Linked DNA regions of Mus musculus: all the other regions are linked to region 1. The links are chromatin contacts, found by Hi-C or POLR2A ChIA-PET in ENCODE. All regions are on one chromosome and are shown on one strand. The core of a region is the stretch at or near the end of the contact, and the rest is flanking DNA. Distances in the headings are between cores, read along the strand shown.

What was found. Hi-C counts contacts between places; a loop is a spot of excess contacts on that map. ChIA-PET counts read pairs that join two places held with the same protein, here RNA polymerase II (POLR2A).
Region 2: a loop to region 1 is called in a map of mouse trophoblast stem cell, with 3 times the contacts of the local background. The contact joins the promoter of Msx3 here to the promoter of Adam8 in region 1. A Hi-C loop is called at or near these places in 5 of 37 maps with a recorded cell type or tissue (T-helper 17 cell, gastrocnemius and mouse trophoblast stem cell). POLR2A ChIA-PET finds 5 or more read pairs at or near these places in 1 of 5 experiments (embryonic stem cell).
Region 3: a loop to region 1 is called in a map of T-helper 17 cell, with 2.1 times the contacts of the local background. The contact joins the promoter of Utf1 here to the promoter of Adam8 in region 1. A Hi-C loop is called at or near these places in 2 of 37 maps with a recorded cell type or tissue (T-helper 17 cell and regulatory T cell). POLR2A ChIA-PET finds 5 or more read pairs at or near these places in 4 of 5 experiments (Patski and embryonic stem cell).

What each region holds. Positions count from the first base shown.
Region 1 is chr7:139,990,133-139,994,574 of GRCm38, reverse strand. It overlaps Adam8 (a disintegrin and metallopeptidase domain 8), which reads left to right and starts at 2,013. Exons shown (of 24, transcript NM_001291066.2): 1 at 2,013-2,143; 2 at 3,129-3,229; 3 at 4,227-4,303. The coding sequence starts at 2,104.
Region 2 is chr7:140,046,570-140,051,011 of GRCm38, reverse strand. Msx3 (msh homeobox 3) reads left to right here and starts at 1,924. Exons shown (of 2, transcript NM_010836.3): 1 at 1,924-2,226; 2 at 2,872-4,442. The coding sequence starts at 2,013. The coding sequence ends at 3,272.
Region 3 is chr7:139,941,173-139,945,614 of GRCm38, reverse strand. It overlaps Utf1 (undifferentiated embryonic cell transcription factor 1), which reads right to left and starts at 1,759. Exons shown (of 2, transcript NM_009482.2): 1 at 1,186-1,759; 2 at 503-1,088. The coding sequence starts at 1,741. The coding sequence ends at 625. Kndc1 (kinase non-catalytic C-lobe domain (KIND) containing 1) reads right to left here. Exons shown (of 31, transcript NM_177261.4): 31 at 4,075-4,442.

The DNA of each region.
Region 1 (4,442 bases), core at 764-3,263:
TATAAATACACGTGTCCTTTACAGAATCCAGTTTTAAACACCTGCCCTAGGAGGGTCTGGGGAGTGAGGAAGTGTTTGGAGGAATGACAAGTAGAGGCAGCCCTTGGCTATTGGCTCTATGTAGATGTATATGGTGGGTGCCTGGTCAGGACTGGCTCGCTAAGTAGAGCCCCCAGCCCCTTTCCTGGGGTGCTTGGTTCTTCAACCACACAGTTTCTTCTGGTCTGCAGCATGTCCAGGCTTGCCTTAGTAAACATCTATCTGACAACCCAGCATTGTTAGAATGAATGCTACACCGAGCAGAGGAGCTTACCTGCCTGTCTCCAGGAGCCCAGAAAGCCATGTCCCTGGACGATGACCTGCAGCTCCCAGGTTTGTGTGGGGTGCAGCTCCAAACCCTCAAAAATACCTGCTGGGTGAAGTTAGGAGTAAGTTGAGTCTGTCTTTCCTGATGGAGTGTGTACCCATCATTTCCAATGTATTTCTGCCAGTGTGAGACAAAATTCGCCCTACTTGGTCCCAATTTTTGATTATACACTGTTCCTCCATCTTCACTATGGGCAGTTGGACTTACAAGACAATGGTTGCTACTGGCAACAGGTTTTGATTTTGCCTTTGATTTGACTAAGAACACATTTCCTTGAACTTTCGCTGTCACCTAACTTGCAGTGTAAGAGTATTTAAGATCCTGTGTATGTGGAAGTCAGCCTTACCCGAGAGCTCTGGCTGCTGCCTACCTATTACAGCCTCGCAGTGAACACTGTGCTGATGCCTCAGGCAGCGGGTTGCTGCTGAGATTCCTAAGCCATTGCTACATTTCTGACCTTATCCACAAGGGTAGAAGAGTGACAGTAGCATGTGTGCCCCAGCTTAAATTCTTAGGTACGATCTAAGACTCCAACCCAACCCTGTAGTTTCCCATTATGGTCGAGCTGTCAGGCTCTGTTGGTAGTTTGGGTGTCTCCCTTTCCTCTTGGGTTACTTATCCCTTGTGGGGTAGAACTGTAAAGTCTGTGAGGTCTGACCACAGCTGTGCCCACAAGGATGTATAGCGAACAGTGCCACAAATAATAAACAGGCGTGACTACATTCCCAAGTGCCCTGGGTTCCCACAGTAACAGACCCACCTGGAGAAGCTGGAAGCCAGGCCATGGTAGGGGTGCTGAGAGCTCTGGCTCTGAGTCAGCTCTACCCTGAGGACATGAAAGACAGAATCCAGGAAAGGAGCCTGGTGCCTCGGGACCCCCTAACAGGTTAGGTAGGACCTCAAAGGATCAGTCAGGGGGCTGGCGAGATGGCTCAGTGGTTAAGCACGCCGACTGCTCTTCCGAAGGTCCCAAGTTCAAATCCCAGCAACCACATGGTGGCTCACAACCATCTGTAATGAGATCTGATGCTGTCTTCTGGAGTGTCTGAAGACAGCAACAGTGTACTTACATATAATAAATAAATAAATCTTAAAAAAAAAAAAAAGGATCAGTCAGGTTCCTCCCTGCATATGCCTCTCCAGTGAGGCCTCAGAAGCCTCGTGGAGCCGGGCAGGAGCTTTGGGAATGTCAGCTCCCACAAGTTGGTCCTGGGCCCACACTGCCTTTCTTGCCCCTGTCTGCATCTTTCAAGTGCCCAGAAAGTCAAAGGGTCCCCTTCTGAAATTTCAGGCTCATAAGTCACTTCCCCTCCAAAAGTCATCTTCCTCCAGCTAGACTCCACCCAGTTAGCACTCCCAAAGCTCTGCCATGGGAGGCAATCCCACAATCTCCCCACCAGGACTGGGAGCTTGTAGAACTGCAGAGTTGCTCAAATTGGTCTGTTTACCATCTCCATCTCCCATGAATTTTGTCCAAAATCATGGGAGATCAATAGGAGCTACCTAGAAGTTACTTCGGAGGGGCCTCTGTAACTCCAGACTGCCCTGGAGGCTGGTTGCTGCCAACTGGGTGTTGGTATAGAGGTGTGTACTTCTTGCCCCGCCTTGCTCCGCCCCGCGGTCCAGTGATTGGCCAGTTCCGATCAGTGGGAAGGGCACTCAGAAAGAAGTACCAGGCCAGTGATGAAGAGAGTACTTTGTGGAACCTCTAGGGTTAGTGTGCTCCAGATCCCATCATGCTTGGCCTCTGGCTGCTCAGCGTCTTATGGACACCAGGTGAGTGATGACTACTTGATTTCAAGGAGCCTATTCATTGCTTGGTGGTGTGCCTAGTGGCCATGTACCATGATCAGCTCACCTTGCCTCCCTGGAGTTGGTCTGGTCCCTGGGTATGGAGAAAGTAGGTAGGAACAGAAAAAGTCAGAATTGAGATTTTTTTTTTTTTTCAAAAGTGAAATGTGAGAGAAATTGTTTCCTGGGATTTTTCTTTTTTCATTGAGCTAGTTACAGGAACAGTAGTGACATCACTAGGCGTGGCACTTACAGGACAGCTTCCCTTGCTGCTGTAGGAGTCCCAGGCAGCAAGGTTCACCTTTGGGATCCTGGGGGATGCATAACTCTAGCTAGGCGGGGACAGAAGCTAGAGGCACGATGGTCCCAGTTCTCTAGCAGCATGGGATCCTGCCTCCCACTGGGAGGCTTGGTTTTCCTGTCCTGGGAGGACCCTGGCTGGAGTGGTCTCTTCTCTTACCTCTCAACCCTGGGGTTAAGTGGCTGTGCCCCTTGCCTATGCAAGAGATCAGCAGGTGGTCTCTAAAACTGGACCTGCCTACAGATAGGTGCTCTCTAAACCAGTCCCCCATCAGTTGTTGAGCAGGAAGTTTTCCGGTGGGAGAGAAAAGCCTGAGGGAGGGTGTGTGTTCATCAGTTAGCTACGATCATGTAGCTAAGGTCAACTCTAGATGTCTGGCAGGCAGACCATAGGGCCTACATGTGTTCTGCCTGTGTAGGTTCAAACAGGCACTGGGGAAGGGTGGGGTGAGTGGATGAGGTTCTTCTGGGGGCACTGTGCCCAGGTGTGCTGGGCTCAGACAGCTTGACTCTGGTGTGATGGAGCTGGTGGTTTAGGCACAAAGCTCTTATCTGGGCCATGGGGTCAGATCCCATTGCTGGCACTGAGCCTTGTGGTGAATACCCAGATAAAAGAGCTAACTCTGGCTAGACACTGCTGGACCTCTGACCCCCCTTTCTCCTGAAGCAGTAGCCCCTGGACCTCCTTTGCCCCATGTGAAACAGTATGAAGTGGTTTGGCCTCGGCGCCTAGCTGCATCCCGCTCCCGCAGAGCCCTGCCCTCCCACTGGGTAAGTCTACCCATTAGCCTGGCCACACAACCTGTGTCTTTAAAAGGACCGGCAGTCTCTGGAGGCTGCCCTGCGCAGCTCCAGAACTTCAACCTGTCTGTGCTTCTGGGCATGGCGATGGTCCTCCTGTGTTTACCACTTCCTCCTGCCTTCTGCTGCCCCGCCCCCAGAAAACAGGGTCCTAGGGCCCCCAAGGTAGCACTAGAGCCCACTCACTTCCTTGCTCCTTTTGAGACCATTGGCCCAGCCTGGAGAGGCCTCTCACCCAGGAAAGGTACAGCAGTTTGTGCTGCCCTGGGCCACTCCCCAGTTTCAGTTGGCAGTGGTTTGTTAGATTAGCCAGCAGCTGCTCACCCTAAAGCTATGTGTATGCATCAAGAACCTCTCAGCTTGGGATTTCCTGGAACTGGGAACTGAGAACAGCCTCTAGACCTCCAGGAAGATTCCTGGCCCTGTCCTTGTTTGGATCTTCAGGAAACATCTCTGCCTGGGCTTTCCTCTTTCCTGGTGTATGCTGTCCCTAAGGCGAGCTGGTTGTACACATGGTGTAGGAGTAAAAGGTCACAGAGTATGGAGCACACACCTGCTCTGAATCTCTGGCTGGACACCTTAGCCAGCTGAGGAATTGTGGTGCTGAGGAGTCTGTGTACCTTGCCTACTCCCATGTTGCCCAGATTTAGTGGCTGCCACTCCTATCCTGTTTACTCTTATCATCCTCACCATCACCTTCACCTTCACCATCACCATCACCTTCACCGTCATCATCACCATCATCCTTGGGAATAGATTGAGGAAATGGCTCAAGGAGCCATCAAACTCTTTTTTTTTTTTTTTTTTTTTTTTCTGCTTCACCTGGGAGAGTTGCTTTCCCTGTCAGCCTGCTCCCAGCCATCTACTTCCCTCCCTGAAACTAACGAATCCTCAGGGTCTAGGGGGTCTCTGCTTGGGGCTTTCTGCTATGCAAATCCCTGGCCTTAAGCTGAGAATCCCCATCCAGGGCCAGTACCCAGAGAGTCTGAGCTATGCTCTTGGGACCAGCGGGCACGTTTTCACCCTGCACCTTCGAAAGAACAGGTAAGCCGATTCTGGTCCTTGGGTAGATCTCTGAGTCCAGTGGGAAGTGTAGGCTCCTGTGTGCCAGAATCCTGGCCCAGGCATCTTATGGTGGCTGCTCCGTGTGAGGCAGAATCAGGGAACGTCAATGGTTGTCTTC
Region 2 (4,442 bases), core at 675-3,174, 57 kb before region 1:
CTGAGGTGGTGCTTTTACCAGTCTGGAGCCAATCTGGCTTGCACTGGGCAGAGCTGCTCAGAACTGACATCAGCATCCCTCTAGGAAGTGGGGGAGGGTGAGAATTTAAGATCAGACTTTACACTGCTTCACAGGAAGGACCCTGCCCATTGGACCTGCTCCTGGCCCACAACCCTGTCCCTTTCCCTGGGCCAGACCTAAGTACAGACTCTTGCTTCCTCCCATCAGAGGCTACTTTGGGGGACATTGCTCACACACAGGCAAGTTGTCCTTTATTCCTTTTGTTTGTTTATCTTCTTTGTGCATTCCTGCCAGTGTTTTGATGATGCAATTATCAGCAGTCAACTCAGAACATCTTTGTTACATTAAAAAAGCAGCAGGCAAGTGTTGGTAGCATAATGGTGAGTATAGCTGCCTTCCAAGACAGCAGCAGTCGTCAGTCTGGAATTATAGCACGAATTAAACAGACGCTAGGTCTAGCCAGCCAGGAATCTTCTGCTAGCCCCTTTGAGCAGCTTCAAACTTTACACGAAGAAAAACTTTTTAATTAATTTCTCTGACTGAGCTCAACAATCAGACTGAACCCCAAAGCTGTACTCCATTGAAGTACTTTTGGCTGTCTAAAACAAATTTATAGAGAGATGTAGGTTGCTGATTTTGTGCTCTAGGATATTAATCAGACTTTATTTCCTAAATCAACCTCCCAATGTATTCTAAAATCAAAGCCCTGGTTTCTTTTTATGGCGCTACCGCCACAGTTTGCTTTGCAACATAGAAGAACATTTTTGTTTGTTTGGTGATGTGTGTGTGTGTGTGTGTGAGTGTGTGTGTGTTTTGTTTTGTTTTGTTTTGTTTTAAAACCAAAGGAACAGTGAGATTTGGGGGAAAGTATTACCAGGAGCTAGGGACTCTATCTGGCCTCAGATCCACCCTTCCTTAGAATCCTTAGCTGGCGGGTTGTTTTGTTTTGTTTTGTTTTTTAAAGCGCCTTCAAGAGGTTCCCACACTGCTTGCCTGGTCAAGGAAAGACTGCATCAACAGAGATACTCTCCGGCGGCCTTTCAGGAATTTGCATCGGCCGCCAGGCAAATACAGGACACCAGAAGACAACGATGCGCCCAGCATCCAGTTGTTTGAGCAGCCTGAGGTGCCTGCATGACGGGCTAGTATGCTAACTTCCTCTAAGAGATCTGTCTCCACCATCTTCCCTTGGCCTCTGCGCTTGGGACCCAGGACGCGTCTTTCTAGCCCATTCCTGGCCCAAACTGGGACGCAAGTTCAGCCCTCGAAGTTGCTAGTGGCCCAGAAAATGTTTGGAGACTCCAAGAGCTCAAAGAGAGACCAAAGCGAAACTAAAGATGCCACAACTCGACCTCAAGAGATCAGTAGAGGAGACGTGTTGGTCCCATTAGAACCCCACGGTGCAGACTAAAACACGTGCGAGCCAGGAACGCAGCAAGAACAGCCGATCAGCCTCATTAAACAGCACTGTAGTAGGCACGAGCCCATAGCTGCGCTCTGCCTAAGCGCGGAGGCTCACTGTGCCAGCAAAGAACTGATGCCTGGACGTAGCTCCACTATGAGCGCTCGCGCGCAGTCCATTCCTCCACTCCAGAAGGCTGAGGCCAACCATCTCTTTACCCAAGACTGACAGCCCCCTCAGCTTTTCCCGCTGGAGGAGCTTCATAAGCGTTCCTACAGACGGCAGTAAGTCCCGAAATCCTGACGTGGGCACGACAATGCTACCCCAGGTCTCGGGGCACTCAGTTCCCAGGCAGAAGCCCCGCCCCTCTCTGTCGGTCCCGCCCCCGAAACACTGAATCCAACCCGCACTGAGACCCGCACATCGGCTGAAACAACCATTGGGTAGCGGCGCATGAAAGCGGTGCTACCTTTTTATAGGGTGCGGAGGGGCCCGAGAACCACAGAGCCCAAGGTCCTAGCAAAATAAACCGCCGCTGGGTCCCACGCGTCCCAGCCGGGCGGCTAGCCCCGCACCCGCCATCCCATGCATGGCCCGGGCGACATTCGACATGAACGCGGCGGGGCTCGAAGCTCGCGGCGGGGGCCACACAGAGCACGGACCACTCCCCTTCAGCGTCGAGTCTCTGCTGGAGGCTGAGCGCGTACCGGGCTCCGAGTCTGGGGAGCTGGGGGTGGAGAGGCCGCTCGGCGCCTCGAAGCCTGGAGCCTGGCCCCCTCCAGTCGCGCACTCTTGTCCCCCACGTAAGTGCTCAGTCTCCCGGTCTCAGGCCCTGAAAAGCGACCGCGCTGTCAAGGCTCGAAAGTCCAAGGTGGGTGGGGGTATGCGCACTGTTGCTCCGAACTAGTGGCTAGTAATTACTAGCCATTAACCGGCTCAGTCCAAGAGCAATGATAACTGGCGGTGGGCGCCCAACATTGTGCACAGCCCAACCGCCAGGTCCAGGTCTCTTCTTGGTCGAGGTCCGCAACCCACAACAAATACCCTTAATGCTTTTCCGCTCCGGGTCGCTCACGCTCCTGCACCCCTTGCCCACTTTGCGTATGCCCCCGACAGCTAACTGGTCTGTTTGGAGACCTGACCGCTACTCGTCTTCGGTTATTGGACAGCCTCCAGGCCCAGTTTAGCTCTTTTTCCAAATAGTTAGTCCCCAGTTTAGTTGGGGTGCAAGATCACGGGTTGGGAGAGCAGACCTAAGTCTAGGGCGCCTCCTCCACTCCCCTGCCTCCTTGGTTTGCTTATCCACGTGGCTTTGGGGACCGCTGAGCGGAGCACTCACGGAGCCACGGAGCACCAACCTTCCTTTGTAAGGGTGGAAGAAGGTCGGTCGAAATAGGGGTGTGCAGCCAGAGTTTGAGCGCTCGCCCTGCGCTTCTCTTTCCTTTCAGGTGCCCCGAGCCCTCCACCCTGCACCCTCCGCAAACACAAAACCAATCGCAAACCACGGACGCCATTCACCACCGCGCAGCTGCTGGCGCTTGAGCGCAAGTTTCACCAGAAGCAATACTTATCCATTGCGGAGCGCGCCGAGTTCTCCAGCAGCTTGAGCCTCACTGAGACTCAGGTCAAGATCTGGTTTCAGAACCGCCGAGCCAAAGCCAAGCGGCTGCAGGAAGCTGAGCTGGAGAAGCTGAAGCTGGCAGCGAAGCCACTACTGCCGGCGGCGTTTGCCCTGCCCTTCCCGCTGGGCACCCAGCTGCACAGCTCCGCGGCCACTTTCGGCGGCAACGCGGTTCCTGGGATCCTCGCCGGGCCTGTCGCGGCCTATGGCATGTACTACTTGTCTTAGATCATGGAATCAAGCCCTAACCTCTTGGTTAGGCTCAGGGTTGCGCACAGTTCTGCCTGCCGCTGATGCTCCTGGTAACTTTTGACTTTTCATTTTAGTCTTCCCCCCCCCCCTCCTCCTGTTTATACGGTGTTATACTTGATGACTGGAGCCTATTTATAGACATCTTACAAATACTTTAAACCTTCCTAAAACCTTGCCCACATCAATCTGTTTTTCTGAAAGAAAACACACCGTCATATAGTCCTTGAAACAGACAAAAGCAGTTCTTCCTATTTCTTACAAAGCAGTCGACAAAGTATTTCTGGAGTGGGTGTGCTCCCTGTATTCACTCTGCCCGGACACCGAGGACTTCAGAGAGGCTCGATTGAGCTGGCATAAGAAAACAAATTCCATAAGAAGAAATCAAAATAAAAAATGAGATAATCGGACGGTTAGAAATTACTGTCTCTCCAACTGTTGTGACCAAATGGAAACTTTTACACTTTTTAGGTTTTATACCATTATTATTTTTTTTTTTAGAGTATATGTCGTTCAAGGAGCTAGAGGCAAACGCTGGATGGACTTGGAAGTAGGGGAGGGGACTGTTGGCGCCATGCCCTAATGTAAGGGTGGCTGCTGCCCCCAGCATCTTCTGAGCTTCTTCGAAAAGAGCCTGCTGGGGGGAGACAGAGGGCTGAAGGCAGCAGGGACCAACCTCTAGCCTCTTGCCAGCAGGTGTCCAGTCAATAAAGAGAAGAAAGTGAGAGTTGAGCATCTCAGATCTCCCATTGTGGGTGCGGTAGGAGGTGAGGCCTGTGAAGGTCCCAGAAGAGTTACTCTGAGTGCCGGCTGCCTCTGTAATTCTGGTGCTCCGTAGAAAAGCGGAGGACTTGTTTAGGAATCCGGACTTGTACCTTTATTCTACCTTTATCCGAGGAAAGAAAACAGGCCATCTGAGCTGTTCTGTCCTATCCTGTTCGGTCTCAATCCTATCATGCAAGATTGAGGCCCTTAGGGTACCTGACAACGGGCACTAATACACCCCATGGCTGTTTCCACAGGACACTTTTGCTGCAATCTAGAGACTTTAGCTGGAGTGTGTTGAGGGCTCACAACAGTCCCCTGGAGTCACAGCCCAGGACCTTTGACAGGCCCTCCTGCCAGCCTTCGGGCAGGGGAGGAAGAACC
Region 3 (4,442 bases), core at 510-3,009, 49 kb after region 1:
TCCCTGAGGACCTTGGAATTTCAGCTTTGAAAGTTCTAGTTGGGCAGCTGGGCTTTGCTAAGTCCGTTGGAGTGGTTGATACCCAGGCCCCAGCCTCTCTCTATAAATCTGACACCTCCGAGGAAGTCTTCCAAGTTCTCCCCGACTATTCCGGTTCACACGGCCCAGAGTATTCAAACTGAGTTTTACTCAGGATAGGCGAGAACTTTAGGGATGTTTTACTTTACTCAATAGCATAATGCCTTGAGAGAGGCCCTTCTACTTCTTAGCCTACCCGCCATCCACGTACCTTATCCAGCCAGCCCCTGGGTTTCAATCACTGCTGACCAGTGGAGGGGTTCCGCACATCAGGTGCCCCAAACATCAGGTAACAACTGTGTACCACTCCGCCAAATCTTCACCGAAAAGATGCACAACTGTGGGGCGAGGGGCTGTGTCTTTTAGCCTCTACCCTTAGGGTTCCATTCTTACCGCGACCTGGAGTCCGAATTCATTCACAGGATTAAGTAGAAAACACAATCTTTATTTTGGTAAGAACCTAGGTTTGAGATGGGGATGGGGACAGTAACAGGGGTCGGGGTAGACTGGGAGTCGTTTCTGGAGAAGAGGACTGATAACAAAGCTTTATTGGCGCAAGTCCCCAAGGATGCCCCGCTCGGAGGCTGCACTGCCCAGAATGAACCCCACCGCCAGAGAAACGGTTTGGTCGAAGGAACCTCGTAGATGCTCCACGTGCTGGTTCAGGGTCGACAGCTGGTCGCGCAGAGGGCCCAGAACTGTTGAGATGTCGCCCAAGTGCGTCAAGGTCTGCAGCAACGCGGTATTCAACGACTGGGGAGCAACCTGCGGGGAAGAAGCACGGCCCTGGGAAAGGCCAGGAGGCTCATTCGGGGTCTCCACGTCGTGGTCGGGGGTTGGCGTCGGGGAGGATTCGAAGGTATGGCCCGGCTCAGGAGGCAGAGTGTCGGTGCTCGTAAGAGGAGGAGAGCTGGTAATGCGGTGGGCACCTGCAGACTTCGTCGTGGAAGAACTGAATCTGAGCGCAGGGGCAGGTTCGTCATTTTCCGCAGCCAGCGGCAGCTCGGCCTCTACGAGAGAAACGCGCGGAACGTACGGAATCCCAACTCAGGGCTCCGCCCCTCCCCAGGAGACCCAGACCCTTCTTGCCCACATGGCTGCTCCTACCTTGCTCCACCGGTGCAGGTGCGGGTGCTAACGCGGAGAGGGACGAGCGGCCGCGGCGCTGGGGACGTCCAGGGCCAGTAGAGCGGCGGCGAACCCTCGGCGGCCCATCGTCCCCCAATAGCCCCATGAGTTGGCGGATCTGGTTATCGAAGGGTCCGGACGGCTGGCCCTGGGAGTCTCGGAGTTTGTCCTTGAGGAACTTGTAGCGACGGCGGCACTGAGCGGGCGTGCGCCGAACTTGCTGACGGGCCAGTGCGGCGGACACGCGGCGGTAAGTAGGCAGAGTCTGCCTGCGGTCCAGCAGTAGTGAGCGCCACATGGCCGGCTGCAGCAGCGTGCCCAGAAGTAGCTCCGTCTCTCGGGCACTCCAGGGCGTGCGCTGCGCCGAGTCCGGGGACACGGGAGCCTTGGGCGAGCCGGGTTCAGCCATCCCGCCCGAAGTAGCGAAGGCATCAGACGTAGTCACCGGGACATCCCCGGCCGACCGCAGCTCAGCGTCGGGGCTAGCTGGCGACGGCGGAGAAAAAGCGGGCAACCTCCGGGGACGAAGCAGCATCCCTGAGCCAGGTAGAGGTGCGTGCACTCCAAGGCGTGGCCTCACCAGAGAGGAGGGCTCCTCCAGAGCCGCCCACACACGCTCTAAGGACCCCGCACCGCCCTCTGCGTCTGAACCTGGTCGTTGCGACCCTCCCATCGTCTAGCCGCCCCGCCCCCTCGCCTACCTAGTTCCTCTTGGCCTGTGCCTTGCTTATTCTAGCCCATCCCCTTTCTAGTCCTTTCCTTAGGGACCCAGGACCTGAGAACGGAGTTTTTTTGCCCTGCTACACAAAACAGAACGTGTAAAAATTTTTTTACTAAAAAAAAAAACCCAAAAAACCATTTAGGGCTAGAGAGATGGCTCAGTGGTTAAGAGCACTGACTGCTCTTCCAGAGGTCCTAAGTTCAATTCCCAGCAACCACCTGGTGTTTCACAACCATCTGTAATAGGATCTGATGCCCTCTTCTGGTGTGTCAAAAGACAGCGATGTACTCATATTAAGTACATACATACATACATACATACATCTTTTTAAAATAAGGCTTATTTGTTATTATACCTAAGTACACTGTAGCTGACTTCAAACACACCAGAAGAGGGCGTCAAATCTCATTACGGGTGGTTGTGAGCCACCATGTGGTTGCTGGGATTTGAACTCAGGACCTTCGGTGAGAGCACTCTCTTACCTGCTGAGCCATCTTTCCAGGCCCAAATAAATCATTTTTAAAAAGCATTTAATCAAGGTACAATGTAATAAGATCGAGTGAAGAGGGCAGATGGGAGGAGTCAGCTCGTTTGTTTTTGTTTTTATATTTGTGCTTCGCCCATTAGTTACTACTCATAAACAGCCTGTGAAAAGCTCCAGAAACACAAAACTCTGGCACCTTGTATGGCTAGTGCACCAGAATGTGTTGTTTATCTATGCAAATTGTAGACCCATCCTCTCCATTCTGCTCTGGCTGGGGGCTTTGGAAGATGGATGGATACATGTTGTATCTAGTTGACTCATCTAGCTAGGGAGGCCATTTGGGTGCTAGATTTGATAGCGATCAGCGGCTGCTAAATTGGAATCTTAGTTCACACACACTACAAAAAGGAATCTTTCTATCTATTAACAAAGGGTGACAAAGTATCAACTCTTCCCCTCAAGATTAAGACTAAGAAAACGATATTCAAAGTTCGTCTGAGTGTAGAATTCTTGGCCAATGTAGTCAAGACAAGAAAAAGGAACATCCTAAAAAGATGGCAAGTAAGTCCCTAGTAGCCCTAGTTTTACAGAGATCAGTGAAGTCAAAAGGAGTACCAGTCTGCCATCTTGCTTCTGGGACTGTGGTGGTCTCCTGCTGTGGGACCGAAGACAACAATGTAGCGCAAAGATTAGCGGCTGTTTCTTTAGTGATTTGTGACTAGGGGCTTGAACAAAGACCAAGGACCACTGGCTGTGTTCCTCATGACTGGGGTAGGCCAGGTCATCTCTACTTGCCATTCCAAGCCTAGCTTCCTGGGGACAGTATTCTGAGTTACAGCCTGTTGTTTTCAAGGTGTTTATCACCTGGTTCAAGCCCCCCATGTGATGGGATCTGGTGGCTCTGGGGACAGGCAGCTGGCGATGGTGGGACCTTTTTGTCCATTCAACACACCGTGTGGTCATCTCGAGCTTACTTTCAGTCTAGTGGTCTTAGGGTAGTTAAACTCCATCTGTGCTGGAGGCTTCCCTCAGGTACAGTGCTCAGGACTAAGCTCCAGGCTCAGCACAAGGCCGGGACCTGAGATGTAAGGTTCACTGAGCCTTTTGGGCCACTGGTTGCCCCCCGCCATTTTTAACTCTTTATTATCACCAGGCAGGTAACTCTATTGTCACTATCTTTCCTGTGTCTGGAATGAGTACACAGAGATGTAATCCACTCCCCACCTCCTTCATATCTTCGAGACACTGGAGGCTCAGGAGAGGTCCCAATGGGTGGCCAAGGGAACTGGCCAGCTCTGTCTTGTCTGCAGGCCAATCAGTAGAAACTGGTTGGGGTGGACAGATTACAGTAGGGCAACCGTCTCCTCACCCCTCCACAGTTGGTGCTATAGGGAAATGAGCTGTGGTCATCAGAGTCTTGGTTTTGGAGAGGACAGATGCATTAGAGGTGAGGGTGCCAGACCTGGTCCCTGTGATAAGGAGAGTGAATGTCATGCAGAATGGGGTATGACCTGGAAGTTTGGCTTTCAGTACTAGGCTGAGCTTATTTCCCATTGAAGCACCTGGAGATCCTAGGTGAGGTTCCCTTGCTCAGCCAAGAAAGACGTTAGGCTCAGCGTGGGTTTTGCTTTTGAAATCTACAAAATGGACCGTAGGACAGTAGCTTGGTAGAAATTACTTTATTTAGAAATCTGTACCTTGTGACATCAGGGCGCCATGCAAACAGTGCTGAAGCCAAAAGCCTGTTCACTTTCCCCACGCATTAAGTCAGCACCATTGGAATGCTGGTTTGCGCTGGACACCTCCTGCACTAGATACAAAATCTGAAAATGTAGGCGTTGATCAACAGAACATAATCCTTATAGAAAAGTCCCAAAACAGTAAGTTGCATATGCATGGCCAGGACTCTCAGTCCCGCTTACATCCAGTGTAAGCACGGTCTGGCGTCTCCAGCAAATTCCTGTGAGGAAACACCTCTCAGCATTAAAAGTCCAGCATTTGGTCACAAATCACAGCTTCCTAGAAATACCA